2 separate regions of the Homo sapiens genome follow, and region 1 is linked to region 2. Evidence: chromatin loops called from intact Hi-C (ENCODE). Cell type or tissue: heart left ventricle. All regions are shown on one strand. Each heading gives the region's core, and the rest is flanking DNA. Links, peaks and the distances in the headings are about the cores only.

Region 1 (2,911 bases), core at 156-2,655, 76 kb after region 2:
TCATATGGCAATTTGGGGCTTTTTGGGGAATAATCAAACTTTCCCACAGCAGCTGCACCGCTAACACTCCCACTAACAATGTATGAGGATTCTAACTTCTCTACATTCTCACCAACACTTCTTACTTTCCATTTTTTTAAATTAAGAGCATAAACTTTTCGTGTAAAACTAAATGTACATAAAAATGCATCATTTAAAGAATCTTTATGGCTCAAGGATGTTAGTTTAAATATATAAATAAAAAATATAAATAAATAAAAAACCCAGTGCTACCCAACTGTTAACAATAACTATTTTTCTGGGGCATGGGTTTATAGAAGATGCTCATATTCTGCCTTACGTATTCCCCATTTTGCAAAAGTTTTTAGAACACCTGGTGTTGCTTTTGTTATTTTAAAAAATGTCTTAAACAAAAGTTAGCCAGATAGACGGTTTGATGCCTGCCTGCTAATGTGAAACACAGTTTCAGTGTTACATACACAGCAAGGCCCTAAATGGGCAGAGGTGAGAAGACCTGAGTCCCAGTCCCCACTCTGCCACCCTGAGCACTCTGTATTCTCACCTCTCAACTCCCAGGCACCTAGGACTGAATCCAAGTTCCCAGTGAGCATCCGCAAAATAGACGACAGCTGTGTGGACCCACCCACGTGGTCCTTCCACCCCGGGGACAGCACTGAGGCTACAGGAGCCCCAGGTGGGTTGTCTCAGGCTATGTATGGGTAGCCGTCTCCCTTCCTACATTGAAACAGAATTCTACAGTTGTACTGAACTAATGAAGGAAGGTAAGAAAAGGAGAGCTCGGGGAAAACCTGCGAGTCATGGACTATGAAGGAAAATGAAGGCCTTCCCCGCAAAGAAAGAAGCAAGCCCAGAAAAGAATTCAAGAAATGATGATGCCAAGGAGGACAGGGCAGCTGACATTGACTAATGCAAGTGTCTCACCTGAAGCCACAGGTGCTGAAGTAGACAGCAAAGGGCAGTGCCTGGAGCCACACTGCTCTGTGGGAACCATCCCAAGGTCACCTGCTCAGGCAGCAACAAGGAGAAAACCCAGCCTCTGTGGGAAGAGGCACTGAGGCCTGGGGAAGTGAAAGTCAAGTGAAATCCTTCCCCTCTTCCAGGTGTTCTCAGCCTTTCGGCTGCCAACTGTGGACTTTGCCCTTGAAATTCAACTCCTGGCCTAAAGAGATAATCTCCCAGGCATGTCCTGTGTAAATTTGGCTAATCAACAGAACACATTCTGTGCAGCCCCTGCTGGCTGTCCCTGAAACAGCCCTGCCAGCCAGTAGTAGTGCTGACTGGCGGGGGGAAGCTTTTCCTGGCAGAAATGCCACCAATCCTAATGAAATCAAGTGCCCAGGATGGGCATTTTCCAAAAATCAGACAAGCATCTGTTTAAAGACGAGCACATACCTGGAAATCTCATCCAGAAGTGATACGGATTTGGTGAGAAGAGTCATTGAGAGCATGGACCTTTACCAGGCTTTGTTGATGTTTTAGAGTAAGCCACCTAAGAACATCTAAAGTAAAGCTTTGTAGACATGAAATTCTGGGTCAGTAAAAGAAAGCAAGCCAATTAACATCTGGCCCTCATACCCTTATTGGCATCTCAGCTGCCAAGCCTCTTAAGCAGTGGTTCTCAAAGTGGGGTTCCCAGCCAACAGTAGCAGCATCACTTCCAAACTTGTTAAAAATGCAAATTTTTACTAAAAAATTTCTACTAAATTGGTTAACAAGCTCTCCAGGTGAGTTTGGTGCACAGTCAAGTCTGAAAACCACTGCTCTACGGGCTCTAGAAAGCTCTGCAATCTGGAGTTCTGATCCCGCCCACCCTGAGACTTCCCTTACTTTCTGCTCTAAATGAATTTTGAGGGACTGGAATATCATCCTCCAGTTACAGCCAATAAAATAGGCAAGTTTCCTCCCACTCCATTTCCATCTTCTACATGGTCTCCTAGGTTTCTTTTCTACAAATCATATTCAAATGTGTTTCCTTCCTGCTTCCTGGGGAAAGTGATTCCCCGCTTTCTGGATGGTTCAATCCCTTAAAGATCTGACCTCAGCCAGTCTTTCCAGCCTCATCTTCCAACCCATCTGTGTGTCCCTGCTCATGGCAGATGACCATTCAATGTCTGCTCATTGTGAATCAGTGATGAAGACCATCTGAACAACACCCTGTAAAGGAACCTTTCCCAACTACATTATCTTTCCTTCAGAAGCAAGTCTGTTACTGAAACAGACTGGGAAGGGGAGACAGGAAAGCAAAATCCAGTGACTTACCAAAGAAATTCCTCTGTTTTCTAGCAATCTATGCTAAATCTGAAATTCAGTCTCACCCTGCTCTGCCCTTCACAAACTATTCCATCTAAGCAGGCTGATTGGGCTGACCACAGATCTCATGAACACCAAGGAATGAGAGTTTATAAACACTGCATACATTTTCATTTCAGAATCCCGGGCCTTCACTACTGATAGAATCCAAACAGGATCAAACCTTTAAAAAAAAAGAAGTATGGACCGGACACAGTGGCTCACGCCTGTAATCCCAGCACTTTGGGAGGCCAAGGTGGGCAGATCACCTGAGGTCAGGAGTTCAAGACCAGCCTGGCCAACATGGTGAAACCCTCTCTACAAAAATACAAAAATTAGCCAAGCATGGTGGCGTGTGCCTGTAATCCCAGCTACATGGGAGGCTGAGGCAGGAGAATGGCTTTAACCAGGCAGGCAACGGTTGCAGTGAGCCAAGACCATGCCACTGCACTCCAGCTTGGGTGACAGAGAATCCATCTCGAAAAAGAAAAAGAAGTATCAACCCATAGAAACTAGTCAATGTTCAATTTCCAAGAAGTGAAATTTGTGGCCTGATACATTTCTTTTCTCAAACATTTCCAACAAACTTGAAGACTCTAGA
Region 2 (2,872 bases), core at 1-2,500:
CAGATCCTGGCTCCAAGTCCAGAAGCAGACCCACCCCCCCACCCCCCCCAACCCCCCACCCCCAGCCCAGCTCAGCCTGGCCTCTGCTTTATAAATTCAGGGATTGCACAAGACTGGCTCAGCCACCCCTGCCTGTGCCCAGCCAGAGGACAAAGCCAGCAACAAGAGTCTTTCCTTGGCTCCCTTCCCTCTGCTGCAAACACCCCAGAGATAACACAGTTCAAGGTAGGAAGGGTTTTCAGGTCACATGGCTGTCCCTTCACCCAACTCTCAGGGGATCTCCCTGGGGACCTACTTTGGAGGGTGGGCATGGAGGAACTCACAGAACCGTAGGGAGCAGGGCTTCGCCAGGCCCCCTTCTCACCTACGATGCCGTTCAACAAGTCTTTTAGGGCAGGGTTTTGTGTTGTTCACTGAGGCAACCTCGGAACGGAACAGTGATTAGCAAGGAGGAAGTGTTCAGTAATGATCTGTTCGATGACTCTCCTACTGTAGTGTCTATTCCCTCTACCGCTGATCTCAGCAAAAAGAGAACCATCAACACTCCCCTTTTGGAACAAACTCTCCTGCTGTGACACAGGGGAGGTGTGAAAGGCTTGGAAGGAGTCTGGGCCAAAGGGTGGGGGTGAGGGGAGTTCTTGCTTCTCAGGACTAGTTCTAAAATCTCTGGCAGCGGGCATTGTATTGGCATTACCAGAAAATCTCAGAAAAGTCCAAAACAGAATCCCTGCCCTTGAAGATGTTGAGTGGCACTCCTTTCCACAAGCTGTATCTCCTGCCCCCACCCCTCCAACACACACATTTTCTAAAATAGAGTAACACCATGGGCCGGGTCAGTCCTAGCTCAATCCTGGTGGCAGAATCCGTGGGGTGAACAGGTCCCTGGGGAACTCAGAACACAGCCCTCTCTGCACCCCTTTCCCTATTTTCCTGCTGCAGAGCAGGACTCACTCCAGCACCTCTGCTCAGCAGCAGGATTGAGCCTGGGTGCCACTGAGTCCCACACTTGTTCTACAGATGTCTGAATGTGCCTTACGCCCCAGAGGAACTCAGACCCCACTCCTCAGGAAGCAGGCAGAAGAAGGAGCTGGAGGACGAGGAACAAAGGCTGCTGAGAGTGAAGCTTTCCTAGAGAGGACACGGGAGAAGAGCCAATCCCTATATGCTTGCAGATTCCTCCATTTCCAAAGTGGAGCTCCCTCCACATTGTGGCATCTACTTATGCAGAACCACAACGAATTTAGGAAATGCTCTAACAGAGTTAGGGTGTGGGTGTGAAGGAGGGATTTCAGTGACAGCTAAATAGACTGCAGTGGGAGCAATATAAATCTCTGTAAACTTATGAGTCAAAGATGGGTCACTGGGATTTGGGACTGGATTAAGTGATTCCCAACTCCAAGCAGAGTCCCCAGCAATGGAACAGACCTTTTCCTGTAACACAGTCATGCTATTAAAATGACTTGTCTCCATTCCAGAGCCCTGACTAAGCGGAGCTGGCCCAGCAGCCCTGTCGCAAGAAGCCAAATAGCAAACCCGGCACCCCCTGCATGTTTTCTCCAGCCTACCCCACTGTGGGGCACTTAGGGAGGTGTTGGGGATGGATTCTCTACTTCTTGATCCTTCCCCAACATATGCCCTGCAGGAGTGAGGAGGTGGGGGAACTAAGAAGGGAGAATGCCAGGACACAGTCTTCTGATCCCCTAAAACAGGACCAGAGCATCACTGTCCACATCACGGCAGGGAGAACATTTATGCCAAGCTCAACAAATCGAAACTGCCTTGGACTGCATGATCAGCCAGGGCCTTTATTGTCATCCCCAACCTATAGGAAGCCTTGTCCCAATCCCAGGGGTTTCTCCAAGCCACTGACATTTGGGGTTGAATAATTCTTGTTGTGGTAGACTGTCCTGTCCATTTTTAGGATGTTTAGTGGCAACCTTGGCTTCTATCCACCAGGAGACATTAGCATCTCCTTAGCTATAACAGCCAAAAATGTCTCCAGACACTGCCAGATGCTCTCTGGGACGGACAGAGGGAAGGAGGGAGAGAGAGGGAGGGAGGCAGGAATGGAGGGAGGGAAGAGTGAAGTTGTCCCCCAACTGAGAACCACTGCTTTAGATAGAGCTTTCTAAACTTCCAATGGCTTCTGAGTGTGACATGAGTCCCAAGACTAGCCCTCTTTTTTTTCCATCCTTCCCTCCTTCACCTCACTCCCTCCTTCCTTCCTTCTTTTCCCTACAGTAAGAGCTTTGAATATTGATACAAAATCCAAAGCTCCAAGAAAAAGACATAGGATACTGAGGCCCAGGGAAGTAATAGATGTACAAGCCTGGTGCACATCACTGACAACCCAGGGGAAAACAGCCAGCAACATCAGGTTCTCAAGATAGGTCCTGTCTCTGGAAACTCAATTTCAGGAAGGCCTGCTCCTCCCCAGCCCCTTGTGCCAGCCTCTCTTCTCCAGCAATGTTTAACATCCTGTCTAATGTAACAAAGCCACTAATCAGTTCTCCAGCAAATAGACGGCTGGCTGCAGCCCACACGCTGCCTCCCCAGCCTCAGCTTGGTCCCTTCACTGCCCTAACTCATCTCTCAGCTTCCTGGACCATTCCTGACTGCCCCGGAGGAGCTGTCTCAAATAGATTCTCCCAGTCATCTCTCCAGGTGGACAGGGGACCAGGGGATGGAGATGTACAGAGACAAGTGGACCCTGAGTCCTGGACCACTAAACTGAACCAGCTGAGAGCAAATAAGTATCAAAGGAATGGCTCAGAGTTGGAGGAGACGGTAGGCTGGGAAATGGTGTGCAGAACATCCTAGGGAGGACAGAGCTAAAGGAGCTAAGGCTGAATGGGAGATTCAGCAGGGGCAT

What was found. Hi-C counts contacts between places; a loop is a spot of excess contacts. Peaks named below come from ENCODE experiments on the same cell type or tissue, not always from the same donor. Only the 100,000 strongest peaks of a DNase experiment are listed, where the experiment ranks them.
Region 1: it touches region 2 in a loop (2.1-fold over the local background); 27 of 110 quality-filtered maps call a loop at or near these places.

What each region holds. Positions count from the first base shown.
Region 1 is chr11:8,793,745-8,796,655 of GRCh38, forward strand. The region is part of intron 1 of DENND2B (DENN domain containing 2B); the gene reads right to left. The region is part of intron 4 of DENND2B-AS1 (DENND2B antisense RNA 1); the gene reads left to right. Among named protein-coding and RNA genes, the nearest start is that of DENND2B, 15 kb to the right of the region's middle. In heart left ventricle, for the core only: a CTCF peak has its summit at 1,271 (motif pointing left); no DNase peak of the experiment used is centred there; H3K27ac peaks cover 1,095 bases.
Region 2 is chr11:8,718,064-8,720,935 of GRCh38, forward strand. All of the region lies in intron 4 of DENND2B (DENN domain containing 2B), which reads right to left. It overlaps LOC107984308 (a long non-coding RNA gene), which reads left to right and starts at 121. Exons shown (of 2, transcript XR_001748118.2): 1 at 121-225; 2 at 1,018-1,469. In heart left ventricle, for the core only: no CTCF peak of the experiment used is centred there; a DNase peak (open chromatin) is centred at 1,503; H3K27ac peaks cover 2,394 bases.